Linked DNA regions of Homo sapiens: region 1 is linked to region 2. A link is a contact called in ENCODE Hi-C or POLR2A ChIA-PET data. All regions are on one chromosome and are shown on one strand. Each heading gives the region's core, a stretch centred on a gene start or an enhancer-like site at or near the end of the contact. The rest is flanking DNA. Distances are from core to core; before and after follow the strand shown.

What was found. Hi-C counts contacts between places; a loop is a spot of excess contacts on that map. ChIA-PET counts read pairs that join two places held with the same protein, here RNA polymerase II (POLR2A). Pooled maps may share reads with other maps.
Region 1: a loop to region 2 is called in a map of endothelial cell of umbilical vein, with 2.5 times the contacts of the local background. The contact joins two enhancer-like sites. A Hi-C loop is called at or near these places in 3 of 168 maps with a recorded cell type or tissue (cardiac septum, endothelial cell of umbilical vein and heart left ventricle), 1 of 37 single-sample maps with no recorded cell type and 6 of 50 pooled maps. POLR2A ChIA-PET finds 5 or more read pairs at or near these places in 3 of 52 experiments (PC-3, Panc1 and RWPE1).

Annotation. Positions count from the first base shown.
Region 1 is chr11:94,871,491-94,878,940 of GRCh38, forward strand. AMOTL1 (angiomotin like 1) reads left to right here. Exons shown (of 13, transcript NM_130847.3): 13 at 1-5,258. Among named protein-coding and RNA genes, the nearest start is that of CWC15, 98 kb to the right of the region's middle. RefSeq lists an enhancer at 4,934-5,445. Within about 2 kb of position 5,346, at least 15 of the 41 ENCODE cell types and tissues checked have a DNase peak (open chromatin) inside an H3K27ac peak, as active enhancers do.
Region 2 is chr11:94,923,371-94,931,136 of GRCh38, forward strand. No RefSeq gene overlaps it. Among named protein-coding and RNA genes, the nearest start is that of CWC15, 46 kb to the right of the region's middle. Within about 2 kb of position 1,446, at least 3 of the 41 ENCODE cell types and tissues checked have a DNase peak (open chromatin) inside an H3K27ac peak, as active enhancers do.

The DNA.
Region 1 (7,450 bases), core at 4,096-6,595, 48 kb before region 2:
CTTTAATTTTTTGTTGTTCCTTCATTTTTTTCTTTTTAATAAGACATAGCAGAATTCCTTAGGTATGGGATTTATGAGACCAGTACCTGAACTGTCATCATTCCTACTGTGTTTGATAGTGACCAGTAGGACAAAGCCACGTGCCGACTTCCTGGCTGCTTCACCTTTGCATAGCTGGGTTGCAGCTGCGAACCTCATTCTGACTGTGAACTAAGCAAGCTTTGAGGAGGCAGGAGATTCCGTGGGTCCCTGTGACATATTGCATTAAGATCGTGGCACTTGCTTTTTTGTCTTTCACATCGGCTGTCTTGCAAGGAGCTTGACATTTCCAAATTCCATTGCTCTGTTTGGGGAAGACTTAGGACAGCACTCCAGGAAACAGATGACAATTTACAGACAGTTGTCTCAGTGGTTTCCAGAATCTCACCAGCCTCCCGTATAGCTTCTTGTATTGAGGCTCATGAGCGTATTCACACTCTTTCCTCCCCCGCGCACGCCTCTGCTTGCTCTCGATCAGCATCCAGACCTCCGTGGCACCAGGTTGCCTCTGTTGTGAACTTCTTTTGTAACCTACCAGGCCAGTTGTATATACAGTGTTGTCAGGTTTTTCCGGGTTTCAGTTTTGAGGCAGTTTATTCAAAGTGAGACAGAAGTGCCACGGAAAAGAGGCAGGAGTGTGTTAGGTGGTGGGTCCATTAGACCTCTGCTGTGACATTGCATATTCAGCTCTGCAGACACTGGCTTCCTTTACAAATCTAAGAGATGCTGGATTAGAAAAGAGGAGAAGCTCATCGGGCCATCAGAGAGATGCTCCTACAGGGTCCTGATGTTTTTGTACCTCCAGGTCAGCTGGATCGCTGTTTTCCCAGTTCCCTTTGCTCATGCTTACTTAGAGGAAGAAAGAAAGGGGGGTACCTCTTCCAAGTACCTTCTAAATGAAACACTCAAGAGAGTGCTACTCAGGAAACTTTGCTTGGATCCTAAAATGGACTGGTCTTGGGTGTGTAACCCCGGTGAAGTTATAGCCTCCCCAAATTGAGGTGACAGAAGGAAGACAAGAGGTGTAAGCTGGAGAGGGAAGGGAAGAAATCAGTGGCTTTGGCCAGCCTCTGTGCCACCCAGTACGACAGAGGAGTGGGAACTGGCCCTCTGGGGCTCTGCTTGGCCATAGGCACTGCACATTGTGCCACCTGCTCATCACCTCCTCTAGTCTCACACTGAGCATCGGAGTACCTGTTGTGCAGACAGGAAAACTGAGGAGCTCTGAGAGGCTGAGCATGGAGCTCACCCCATGCCATAGGGTGTGGGAAGAGGGCACAGGAGGCCTCATCCATGGGGGAAAGGGTTGAGGATGGACATGGGTGGGGAGAGGGCATAGACATCCCTTCCTAATCTCTGTTCCCACCACATTTCATAGGAGATGAGTTAGGAGATGACAGCTAACTCTCTTAAGGACATTTTGACCCCAGTTTATGTTGGGGATGGACCAGAAAGGAAAATGTCTAGAGATAGGAAGGTAAATCAACTCTGCCAGCCCCTACCATCAGGTCTGGGCCACCCCAAACTTGGGCTGCCTCCCTTAGACATAGGTTAGAGTGAGAGACCCAGCTGTTTCTCCCGAAGCCTCGTCTTCATGCCCCAGACACCTGATTGCCCCAATCAGGTGTCAGACTTGCTTGCTCTTCGAGGTCCCCCTGAGCTGCCAAGTGTTTTCATTGTAAACAGACACATCGCCATGTTTCAGGGCTTCAACGGCATTGTATTTTGGACTTTGACCGTATTTTTTTTCTCTTAACCTACTGAGACTCTTCCTTAAGAACAGGATCTATAGCTTTAAAATGTCTTCTTCTATGGGAAATTTCCTGCCAAGCCAGGGCACTAAATTCTTTCATCATTAGAGCTTTCCTGAAGTCCGGCCATATACTGAGTACCTGCTCTGAGTTCTGGGCAGCTTACAATATCTTAAACAGATTTTCAGAAAAATAATGCAACTATATTTTCTAGTGTCAACTGTATGCAAACAGTGTGGTAAATACCTTTTAATTAGTCCTCCACCCACCTGGAGTACAGGGGGTGCGTTTATTATTCTGATTTCACTGATGAGGAAATGGGCTCAGAAAGGTTAAGTCCCTTCCTGAAATCTCACAGCCAGGAGAAGCTAGGATGATTTAAAACAAAGTTTGGAGAGGCACTGGGCATAGACCCTGGCTGTACAGCCTCTAACATGCGGCACTGCATCTTGGCAGTCTCTATGCCTGTCTGTGATGTGTGTGTGCACGTGTAACTACACACACACACACACACACACACACACACACACACAGCTATCACACATCTCAGAGCCTAAGAAATAGGACTAAGCCCAGAACTCCTAGAATCACCTATAAATGCTAGGCATAGATGGAAATTATTGTGTTCCACCAGAAGCACAGCTCCAAACTATACCTAAAAAATATTTCTGCACTTCCCAGAGACCTGGACTTCAAACTTTCCCAGTGGAGCCTGATTATAGAACTTGAGGGTCCTATCTCAGGATGAAGGGGAGAGGCCCTGGCTTCACGGGAAGGTATTCCAGCATTGTTCTGCTTCACCCTTGACTGCGTTGTCTGGCAGTTTCTGTGTGCTGCCAGGATATTATATGGAACTGGAGAAGTTGGAGTCAGGTCTCTGAAGCTAGAGTTTCACTAATTAGATGCCTCTGTACATGAGAACTATTACTGTCTGCAGGTCCATATAGCTAAGCTGCCAGGAAAAACACATTATCTTCCAAAACTTTCAGAGCATGTGCAGAACCCTTTCTTAGCGTTTTCTTCTCAGCATTTTCTCTGCCTCCCAGAGGCTGGCAGCCAGTGACACTGCAGAGTTCAGCATGTTCTAACCATGCACGCAGGGCAGGGGCTGCCTTGGCCCTCCTCAGGCTTTCGTTGGGAGAGCAGGCAGTGGTGGAGCCCTTCTGGGTGCAGTCCTCTGGGGTTGCTCTTTGGAACTCATGTATGAGTTTGACTCCACAAGGCTTGGCATGGATACCAAAACAGTTGCAACAAATTAGTTCTGAACCTGGAACAGAGAATTCAGTGCTTCTGTTACTCAGGAAGGAGGTGTTCAGAATGCCCCGTGCAGAGCAGCCAGTCATTACTCTTGTTTGTTCTCACCTGGGTGCGCACCCTCATGATGCAGTGGCTGTAGCACCTTCATGCCAGGTGCTGAGAGAATGGGAAATTCTTCCTCCCCATTGACCTGAGTCCCAGAGACTTAGGGACACAGACTTCAGGTGAGGCTGCGGACCTCAGAAGCAGTGGATAATAGATTGGGGCATTAAAAGCTTTTGAGGCAGGGGGCTCATGTTTTGACTGCAGGGAGTTATGCTGAGCAAAGAGATGTGTTTTTCAAAACCAGGGTTCAAAACCAGTGTCCACGCTGGAGTAAGTGGAGCATGCTTCTCTGTGTTCTCTGAATGATCTTGCACTCCTCTTAAGCAAAGGAGTACCATGACCATAGTCAGTGGGATCCCACAAATGTTCTTAAATGGGTAAGGCTTTAAGTAGCCAGAGAGTATCCAGCCTACCATTGGCTTCTCCACATCCTAAAACCTGAGACAGCCTTGGTATATGCTTTATAAATGTTTCTTTTCTTGTTGTTTAAGTAATTAAAGTGTTTAAAATGTCTTCATTAGATGTGACGATTGTTTAATGAGTTTGCCTCTGACGTGTGGCTCCATGGGAGATAGGCAAAGTAATTAAGAAGTTACCAGAAATTGGTCGGCTGGGGAAATGCAAAAGTTAGCATTTCAGTAGTGAATTTCTCCTGGAACAAATGAGCAATTTTTCCTCTTTCTCTTAAGTAGTATACCCTTTTCTCACTTAGTAATTTAATGGTATATAAAGACATGTGTATAAGTGAGTGCATACATATGAGGTATGACTATAGGGTTGTTTGTGGGAATTTCTTTTCCTAACATACAGAAGATCAAAGTGTTCATCTCACCCCGCCCTCCTTAAAAGGTGTCTTTTGGGAGACTATGTGCTCATTGACTATAGTGCTGCCAAGTAAAAATATCTTGGGAACTCTTCTACTAGAATGGCCTTCAGGGCTTGGCATGTTCCTTTGGTTTACCCTTAGAGATGAGAAATCCTCCTCCTTTGAGGATGGATTTAAGTTCTGGAAATAATCTCAAGTGCTTGATAGCACAGTTGGATGAAAAAAGATGGCAATTAAGGTAAGTTACACCATTTTTGTTTCTAAAAAAATCCCTAAGAAATTTCTTGGAATGAGTCTTTGGCCTCAGAGCCTCTCAAAGTGTCCACTTCAAGGGGGGATCATCCTCATTAGCACACAGATTTTTAAAAATCAATTCTCTTGCCATGCCTCCTATGTGTTCACATCTCTGCATACACTACAGATATAAGTGCATAATCATTCATATAAACATCTGGTAGGTATTCTGTAAAACTGTGTTTACTTTAGTGCATGTTATTGTCATGTTATGATGTGACTGGGGTGTTTCTTTGTCATGAAACTTTGCTTCTTCACAGAATTAGAATACTGCTCTCTCTATATTGAACTACATATACAGCGTTTTCTTGTATCAGCCCCCAAAGTCTGGATGCCCGGTGTTGTGTTTACATGTGATTGTGCCTAGGAGTCTGTTCACATAGAGACACCTGTAAGTATTTATTACAAAACGGAATGTAAGCAAATATATCCACATTGGTTTTATTTGAATCAAGGTGTTTTTTTGTTTTTTGTTTTTTTTCCTTTTGAGGAGGAACAGGGAGCCTCCTCCTCCATGAGCACTTACAGAATTGTGTAAAATTCTGTGAAACAGTGGTAAGCATGGGCACCCGATTTCAGCTGTCCTGCTGCCGCTGCCCTCCAACCTGCTCTGTGTGTGTGTGTCGCTGTGCTTGGTGGCAGTGTGCCGTGCTCGTGCCGGCTCTTCCCAGCAGACTGGTATCTGGCTGTAACGTTTGACGTCTTCATATTGCCAGTCTGTATTGAGGGGTGATGTACATGGCCATACAGCCAAATGGGTCTGTGTACCAGTGTGGGGATTCCAAGAACACTGCCTGTCCCCCACAGCAAATATTGATGCTGTTGGTCAGCCAAAGATTTTCCTCTCCTTTGCTGCTTAAACTTGTGCCTTAATATTGTACATAATAAATGGATAAAATGGCAAAATGACTCTTTTCTCTCGCTTGCTCCTTTCTTCCTTAAAGAACTTATAAACTGATGCTCAATAAATGTTTCATTTCATTGTACCCCACTTAATGTTTTGCTTCAGAGGCCCTCGGCTCCCCCCTTGTGGGCCTCACGCTGACACCAACACGCAGCTCTTGACTCTGAGGAGGAAATGAATCATCCAGACCATCGCAGCTTGCAGCCCGCCCACTCCTGGCTCCTCCAGACAAATAAGGAGAAAGGAAACGCAGGGAGACTGTGTGCCTGGGTGTCCACTTTGATCACATGTGAGTGTCCACTTTTGAGGTTCCTTAGTTCAGAGCCTGCAAATGATCACTGTAAACTGGCTCTGTCTCAGGAATTCACCCAGGCAGCCTGGAGTCAGCCATGGCTCTCTGAGCCTGAGGATGGAAATGGGAGATGGGAGCTGTTTTGTCAGTGTCTTGGGGTCACAGGAGAAGAAAGCGGGACTTTGGTGGGAAGGAGTCACACGGTAAATGGGCGAAATCCAGGCCAGGAGCCTCAGAGACTGAAGCAGAACAGAGTAAGACTCATGAGAATCTCCACATGAAGGCCCCTCCCCTGGGATCACTGTGTTTAAGAGAGAGTGGTTCCTGCTGTTTATTCTCTGGTCATGCCTTTTCAGCGAAAGCCTGTCTCCTCACCCACCCCCAGCCCTAGCATAGGAAAAGCTTCCTTGATGTGAGCTCTGGGGGAGTGTGAAGGATGCATCTCTAGCCCCCGAGTAATCATCAGTGTGATTTATATGCATTATCTTCTTCAGTCACAACAACCTCGTCATCATCCCCACTTTAAACCCCAGGAGACTGAAACTCAAACAACCCTGGGCAAGTAATGTGCAAAAGATGGCAGGGTGGGGATTTGAACCCAGGTCTACCTGTTGCAGAGTCAAGGGACTTGCATGTGCAAGTTGGGTGGATGCTGGGAGGCAGGAGGCTCATGCTCCTGTCTGCCTGGCTTCTTGTCTGTCCTGCTTCTACCCCGAGGACTCCTCTGCAGGGAGCGCCATCTGTGTGCGTGTGCAAATATGACTCAATTCACGTAAAGATGCACTCTTGCAGCTCCCCAGTCTCTACCTGTCAGGATGACTCCAGGAAGACAGCTGGAGTACTGCATTTGTGTTTAGGGTTTGTATGACCCTTCCGAGTTGTCACCTTCCCACGCTGATCCCACATGTGTACATCATGCGAGCCACCCCCTGAGCTCTGACCTTTCTCTTGGCCCCTTGTACACCCCAGGAGAGAAGTTCTCAATCCCAGCAGTTCTTTGTAGTCATTCCAAGTGGTACACGTCTGTGCCCTGAAGGAACACTGGCCTCCATTCTGACATCTGGGCTGGGGCCTCAGGAACCACAAGAGATAGCAATGTGTTTTAAGTTGCGCAGGCCCATCGTGATAAGGAATTAGGTCACAAATGGGAAATAAATCAGAAGCAATGAAATTCCTTTCTTAAAGTTCTGTGTTGTCAAAATAAAAGAAGCTTTCTGTCATAAAAAAATGTCATTATGGTTTACTGTTTCTGTTGCCTTTTTATCAAGCATGACAGGGTATCTTTGATGTGCTTCCTTTATCTGCCTCTGTTCCTGGCAGGTAGACATCCCGAGACCATTCCAAGTGAGCCAGGACTCCCTCTCTTGGTGAGTCTATCATCCTCAAAGTTCCTCTCTTTTTAGAATATTGAGAGATATATAGGTAATTTTTTAAATTGAATCTGGAGTTTATGGGAACCTGGGAAGCCCTCCATATCTGATGTGGAGTTCTATCAAAGGGTAACTCTCCCCAAGTTTTTGGAGACTCATAATGTGTATACAGATAATATAAGGATCATAGACTACATCGTTGAGTGCTTTGGAGTATAGTAATATGAATTATAGTCCTATTGTTAGAAACTAACAGTGCCTAACTTTGTGTCCTGATGGGTTTTGCCTCTCTGAATGTGCAAGGGAGGCAGGATCTAAGTTTTATTGAATTGGCTTTGGAATAATATTTCATCTTAAGAACCCCAGAGGTAGGTATTATGGGACATTATTACCCCTGCACGTCAAATGAGGAAACAGACTCAAGAGAAGTGAGGTGTGCACTTGGGCTCTGCAGTAGAAGCCAGGCCTGCTCATTTCTAAAGCTTTTGTTCTCTCTCTGCACTGAATTGTTGCCTTTGACTTTAGTTGTGTGTTTTTGTTTTTTTTTATGGTTTGCTTGTGTTTGTTTTTAATCGCTCTAAAGAGAATTGGTAAGCAGATGGCTAACTGAAA
Region 2 (7,766 bases), core at 196-2,695:
GGCAGAGCCAGAAGCCATGCTCCAAATTTGGTCTGCAGAGACCCCTGAAATGTGGAGGGCAAACAAACCTAAGGCATTGCCCAAAGAATATTTCCACATAGACCAAAATAGAAGCTGAAAATAATGACTCTGGTAAGACTGAACTGAGGGGAGGGATACCCTCTAGTTCCAGGCAGACATGGGGGTTAATACAGCAAAGGGCCATGCAATGCAGGAATTCAGGGCTCTGGACTCATCCTATTGACTAGAGTTGGAGGGCAGCCTAGCAGGAAAAAGGGCACCCTCACCACGTATCAGAGGGTGTTGCTGGACTGAGGGCTGGGCCATGGTGGAGGACAGGTGCTCAAGCCTAGGGCAAGGATGCAAGGTCTGGATCCCGCTTAGCCCTGGCAATGGTGCGCATTCCACTGCCAGCTGCCCTCTGGCTGAAAGAGTTGGTGGAGGTAGAGGCATGCTGCAAACTTTGCGTGTATCTGTATTTTCTTCTGGACCTCTGGAATGGGCTGAGGACTAACACTCCCAGAGACTAGCCTGAACCACTGTTAGAAGAATTGACATGTGTGCCTTGGGCCAGGTTGCCCGGAAGCAGAGCCCAGTGCAGGGATTTGGGCCCACGTCATTTAATGAGGGAGTCTTCTCGGGTGAAACCCATAAGGGAGAGAGGCTAGGGAGAAGGACTAGGGTGGGGAATGAGAAAGGGCTGGGCAAAGATGTGATGTCAGGTGAAGTCTGTCCTCAGCCTGATGCAAAGGTCGGCTCTGGAGCATCAGCTGCACCGCAGAATTGTCCTTCCCCAACCCTAAGGCAAGAGGGCTGCCTTCGGTTTCCCACTTTAGTCGATTGTTGGCTGTCAGCCCCAAGTTGGGGGACTTCCTGAGCCTGGGCTTCTGCTGGACAGGGCAACGTTTTGTAGAATGAGGCAGCTGCAAGCTGTTAGCAGCCAGCACTCGCTGCAGGAGGGTGGGTGAATGGGATCTGGGACAGACATGACAGCATGCATGACAGAGATGGTGAAGAGAGTTGATGTAATTATGCCTGACAGGCTATACCAATCTAAAGTTTCTTAACATCCTCAAATCATGCACAGCCTGTTGCATCTTAAACACATTCAGTCACCTGTCACACACCCCCTGTAAAGGCCACACACGCTCTCACATGCATGTGAGCTTTAGCACCTGCGTTTAACCCATTTCCCATTTGCCCTGAGAATACTCTTGTCTCTAATCTTAATGTAACATTGTATACATTTCTGTTACATTAGGATTAGAGACAAGTTCTGTTTAGAAATAACTCCAAGAACAGTTTTTATATTTCATTTTCACTTCGAAAAATTAGTCAGATTTGCTTCAGCCTCAAAGAGCCTGTTTATGTAAAATTAAATTAGCACTGGCAGCGAGCTGCATTTTTTTTTTCTAAACAGGAAATGGGTTAAATAAGACCGTTTGGGGCCTATAAACATCCTAGGCAGCCCTGTGCAGGCAGAACAGAGGGCGACTCTGCAGCTACGCAGCTTTGTTCCTTGAGGTGTTATTATTCTCTTTCTTCATCCCCCTCCTTTCTTTTCCTTGCACTTTTCACTACTCATATGGATTTTCTTACCTTGCTTTATCCCACCATGGTGCCTAGGTGCCTTCAAGCTGAGACATCAGTCTTCTTCTGCCTTTGGACTTGGACTGCAACCCACATCATCAACTCTCCTGATTCTCAAGCCTTCACTCTCAGACCAGAACTATACCATTGGCCCTCCTGGCTCTCCAGCTTGCCAACTGCAGGTCTTGAACTTCTCAGCTCCCTGCCATATTACCCTGTTTTATCATCTCCATGGTACCTATTACCAGAAATTACCTGCTTTGTTTACTTGGTTATTGTCTCTCTCCTCTATCAAAGACAAAAAACAAACAACTAAAGAAATCAACTTCATTTAAGATATTGCAACAGGGAGAATACCCCAGAACCGAGGCCAGAGCACTGCTGTAGCAGTCCGTTTTCACACTGCTATAAAGAATTACCAGGGACTGGGTAATTTATAAAGGAAAGAGGTTTAATTGACTCACAGTTCCATATGGCTGGGGTGGCCTCAGGAAACTTATGATTATGGAGGAAGGTGAGAGGAGGCAGGCACCTTCTTCACAAGGCAGCAGGAGAGAGAAGAGCGAAGGAGGAACTTTCAAACACTTATAAAACCGTCAGATCTCGTGAGAACTCAGTCACTATCCTGAGAACAGCATGGGGAAACCACAACCATGATCTAATCACCTCCCTCCCTCAATACGTGGGGATTACAATTCGAGATGAGATTTGGGTGGGGACACAGAGCCAAACCATATCAATTGCAGAAGGTGGCTTTGCCTTAGGTTTTTATAGGGAGGAGTAGGTGGGTTACAGGTGGGGTGGTTTACAGATGAGATGATTTTGCCATCGAGGGAGGCTCTGTGAGCTGAACAGGAAATGCTTATCTCTGTGCCTAATTAGTTTCAGGGAGACAAACTCCTAGTCTCAGTTAATCATTCATGAGACAAAAAACAGGGAGTTGGAGGGTCTGTGTCTGGCCTTTCAGTAGATTTCATCTCACTGAGAGTCTTAAGGGAGTCATGAGAAAGAGTGGACAGCAAGTCTTAGCTAAGTGTGGGGAAGGTAGGAGGGAATTTCTTAACCATTGCTGTTTTCAGGGCTCTGGTTAAGTTAAATTGAAGACTGCTGTGCCCCAGCACTTAGTGAATGATTATATAGGACAGTTGAATGACACAAGTATACAGGATGTCAGCATGACAGGCGGCTAATACAATTTGAGGAGGAGACCAGATGAGGTAGAGTCAATACTAAAATGATTCCTGGAGGAGGTGAGCCCTACACAAGGCTGAAGAAGGTGGGTGTGTGCAGGGGTGGGTTTGAGTCCTTACAAATAGCTAAAGCCCTGCTGAGGTTGGTGGAGAGCCTGCTTTCTTGTTCAGTGTTTAGCAGCAAAGGGGGTGTCAGGCACCACATGCAGAGCTGGGCTTGCAGATCCCTCAAATGAACACACAGAGAGACCCTCAGGGGAAGCAGGATGCCATGACTGTGTAGTCACCTAGAACTGTGTTCTAAATCCAGCCCCAGCACTTCATGGCTGTGTGTGAGTTCTCACATTGCATCTGTCCCAGCCCTGAGCCTCAGTTTTCTCATTTCTGAAATGGAAATAAAGTTATCTTCCTTGTAGGGCTCATGCATATACTATATAATATAAAATATATGAAGTACTCAGCCCAGGGCCTAAAACAACAGAAGATCAGAAAATGAGAGTGTTCTCCCCAACACACATACACACCCCTCCTCCTGCTTTCCCCATAGGCAGGGCCACTGCTACACACAGACTCTCCTTCATCTTCTTCCCCACCCCCAACTCAAGATCCAGAGGCCAGAGGAGGGCACTGCCCTTGCAGGAGGAAGTGGGACGTCAGTGTGGGAACGGCCCCAGGGTGGAAAGGATTTCCTGAGTCTGGAGATGAGAAGCTGGTGACAGAGGAGATTTGGACCAGCTTCCTGACCCCCTAACCCCACTCCCCATGGGAGCTCCAGTTTCTCCACCCCGGCTATTTCTGGGAACCATGCCACCAAATATTTCTCCCTGCTTTCAAAGCCTCTGAATTAAAGTGTGCTAAACTACTGTGAACTAAGAACCCAGCTGGCTCCTTGTTTAAAGGTCATCTTAAAACCTTTAAAAGCAAAGAAATTTGACTTTCCTCTGAACACTGCGTCACTACTAATAATAACGCTCCTGGACAATTGTCTTGATGCCGTGCTTTTAAAAATGGCTTCACTGACCTAATCTCATGTGATTCTCACATAGCTCCACAAAGTAGCTGGGGCCTGTGTCACCAGCCACCATTTACAGATGAAAAAACCAAAGCTCAGAAAGTTTGTATCTTGCAGAGGTGCTCAGTGGCAGAAATGAAATCATTCCAGGGCTCATTCCCTCTGCACAGGACAGGACCCAGGCCCACACAGCCATGTGGCAGTGAGAGCCAAACACCTTTCTGGGTAGCTGCACTGCAAAGGGAGCCCAAACCTTGGAGGCAGACAGTGCAGGGATATTCAAGTCTCAGTATGATCTGTGCGACCCTAAACAAGATGCTGTGTAGGGCTCAGTGTTCTCTTTATAAAATGGGAACGATGGATGCCCCATGCCTATCTCTAAAAATCAAACAAGAAGATGCCAATGTGAGTGCTTTCAGAATGTGGCATGCCAGCTCTATCATGGGATGAGGATGGTTTGGGTTGTTGTTGAAGCCCTTATGAGTAACAGCTGCTTTGCTGGCTAGTTGGAGGATTGAATATATGCAGAGAGCCTGGTACAGAACCTGGCACACAGCAGGTACCCAGTAAATGGCAGTTATTTTCATTATATGCTGCAACGTGGTAACTGCCCATTTGGCTTCTAGTTTTATGTCCCCCAGGGCCGATTGGAGATCCTGATTATCAGCTGGAGACAGCCTGGTGTGGCCCTCACAGCCTACATTGACGGAAATATTGACAATTTAGCAGCCAGTTGAGCAGTGATCCACACCCCTGATCCTTCAGAGAGACCAGCTGACCTGAGACCACGTCTGCTGGGCTAAGCGGAGTTTTCTTAGCTTCAGAATCCATAGAGTGAAATAATGTCCTCTAGTTACTCTGGATTTGTGGAAAATCTGCCCTTGGCGGTGCTTCATCCTCCTCCCAGCTTGCAGGTCTTATGGTGGCTCCTTGGCCTCTGTGATTTGGTTTACAGAGACAGGGGAAGTATCTATCTGAAAGATAAATCTCTCTCTCTGACATGAATGGCTTTACTATTTTGGGAGGCTTTGAAATTCTGGGCTTACATGAGGCTCTGGATGTCTCTGGAATTTTCCCTATTTGTGCCCCAATTAGCAGGAACAATCAAGAGCTGTTTCTCTTTGCTCTTCCTCATAGCCATGCTGGAGGCATTCATAGGCACATCCTGGTGGAGGGTGATTTGGGTGGGTAGGAATGGACTTGTTCTGTTGACATTGGCATGAAAGGACTAGAGTGCATCCATCATTCTATGGGTATTTAATGGGCCCTATGTTGAGCTGTGTTCTGGTAATACATTAGTAAAAATAGAGTCCCTGGCCCTATTCAGTTTCCTGTGGAATGCCAATAACTAGGCAAGCAAGTATAATACAGTAGGATAGGTGCTCTAGAAACAGCAAAGTGGTGTTTTACTCAACTTTGGGGTGTGTGTCAGGAAAGGCCTGGGTGAAGAGTGAGTATAAAAGGAACTAAAAATAGAATCCAATGGCATAGTCAAGAGACAAGAAGAGCTCAGAAAGCCACAAAGGAAACTGAAGAGTAGCAGGAAAACCAGGGGGCAATAAGATGTATAAGCAAGGAAGGAGTGAAAATCAAAGGGCAAAATGGCTCATAGGAAACTACAAACTGAGAAGTGCCTCCTAGATGTGGCCATCAGATCAATGGAGCTACCTGAGCGCACTTTCACTAAGGCAGTGAGGGGAAACCCACATCTCAGGGTTAAAGATGGAGTAGAATTTACATATCAGCAGCTCTTTCAAGAACTCTGGCTGGAAATGTGGCAAAATATTGAATCTGGGTGAATCAGGTACATGGGTATATATTATACTCTTCTATTTTGGTTTGAAAATTTTTATAATATGAATTTTATTGTATTGGCTGAAGGAAAGGATGGCAGTAGAGCAGTGGCTAAGTTGAATATAAGTTTGGGCAGAGGGTTGTTTGTTTTAATGAAAGAGACTCAAACATGTTTAAATCCTGGTAAAAAGATGTGGCTAGAAAGGGAAAGGAATGAGGATGATTGAGGTAGGAGGGGATGGAGTCACAAAGACGTGGGGGGAGGATTTGTCTTAATGAGGAGAAGAGACTCTTGAGAATGGGGGACAATCTGTTCTCAAATGGGGGACAATCTGTTCTCAAATGGGGATGTAGATACAGGTAAGTTTTTAAAGGTTGGGAACCAGAAATTTGTGGAGCTAACCCTTGATTATCTTTGTTTTATCTGTCAAGTAGAGGCAAGATTGCCAGTAGAAATGATGGCCAGAGGAAATTTCTAGAACAGTTATTGAAGGGAACCAGAAAGGCAAAAGACGTTCTTCCAAAGCACTTGCAGCCCTGCACTAAGCCCTGAGTTCTGCATAGCCCAGGAGAAGGGGCCCTTTGTCATTTGCACCAGTGTTTTGGTGTGATAGCTGTGACCCTGGCACCAGGCTGCTGACCAGGGACCTCTGAAAGGCTTGGCAGAGAGCACTGAGGCCCTTCTAAACGTGAAAACCTTGTGCCCACTTGTGATGACCTCAATCTGCACATGCATGTGACAGTCTCTTGCCATGTTTAGAAGTCTGAGTATAAGAAGGAAGAAAGCAGATAGGTTAAAATCATCCATAGTTGAAGATTTGCCAGGTCAGTGCAAATCTTGTCAATGGCATAAAGGAGTTGGAAGTGTTAAGACAAAAGCTGGCTGGGCCCAGTGGCTCACGCCTGTAATCCCAGCATTTTGGGAGGCTGAGGCGGGCGGATCACCTGAGGTCAGGAGTTCGAGACATCCTGGTCAACATGGCGAAACCCTGTCTCTACTGAAAAAAAACATACAAAAATTAGCTGGGCATGGTGGCAGGTGCCTGTACTCCCAGCTTCTCGGGAGGCTGAGGCAGGAAAATCACTTGAACTCGGGAGGCAGAGGTTGCAGTGAGCTGAGATCATGCCACTGCACTCCAGCCTGGGTGACAGAGCGAGACTCTGTCTCCAAAAAAAAAAAAGATGAAAATTAGCAATAGAGCTGAGTGAGGTGGCTGTGCTTATTATCCCAGCTACTCAGGAGGCTGAAGCAGGAGAATTGCTTGAGCCCAGGAGTTTTAGACTAGCCTGGGCAATATAGTGAGATCCTGTCTCTAAAAAGAAATGTTAGTGATGGGCCACAGGATCAACACTGCAAAATGGGGAATGGGAAGACAGGCTGATAGATGGGGAGGTGGGAGAATGAAGGAGTGGTGGAAGGTGAGATTTTGGTGAGGTCAAAGAAAAGGTGAGGGTGTGCAATCAAGTGAAAGTTCAGGAAGGATGCAAGATTAGGATGAGAGATTGTAATTATTTAACAGGTAGGAGCTGTGATATTCCTTTCATAGAAGAGTTCCAGGTATGGCAAGTTCTAGGTGTGGCCATGGAGTAAAGGGGCTAAAGTGGGCTAAGGAGGTGAACAGTGATGAGATTGTTAGTGTTGTGAGCTGGGCATTGGATGTTTGTCTACAGTGACATCAAGCTTCCCTGGTGATGGTGGGAAGGGAGCAATGAGTAAGACCTGGGATTAGATGCAAAGTTGTGTGTGTGTGTGTGTGTGTGTGTGTGTGTGTGCGTGTGTGTGTAGACCATATAAAGGTTGAAGATGTTTCTTGACCTTTCCATGGAAAAAGTATTAGTCACACAGGTGGGAGAGCTGGAAGTCAAATCCAGGTATGTGTGATCCCTAAAATTGAGCTGTTATTTCAGAAAACTGCAAAGTAGAAAATACTTGTTTTTGGAGTACTCTGCTGTTCTTTTAAAACATGATTAGTTTTGAGTATAGTCCTATAACTATGACCTTTATCCAAGGGTTAGGACATATCTCTTGCGGGGCCAACATTCAACACAATACAGGAGGCTAAGGCAGAAATTCAAGCACAGGGTGGGATGAGCTTGATATGAGCAGCCAGAGAGCAGCCAGCAAGCCTACCAAAGAAGAAGAGAGCCTCTGAGAAAACCTTCAGCCAGGCTCCTAGAAC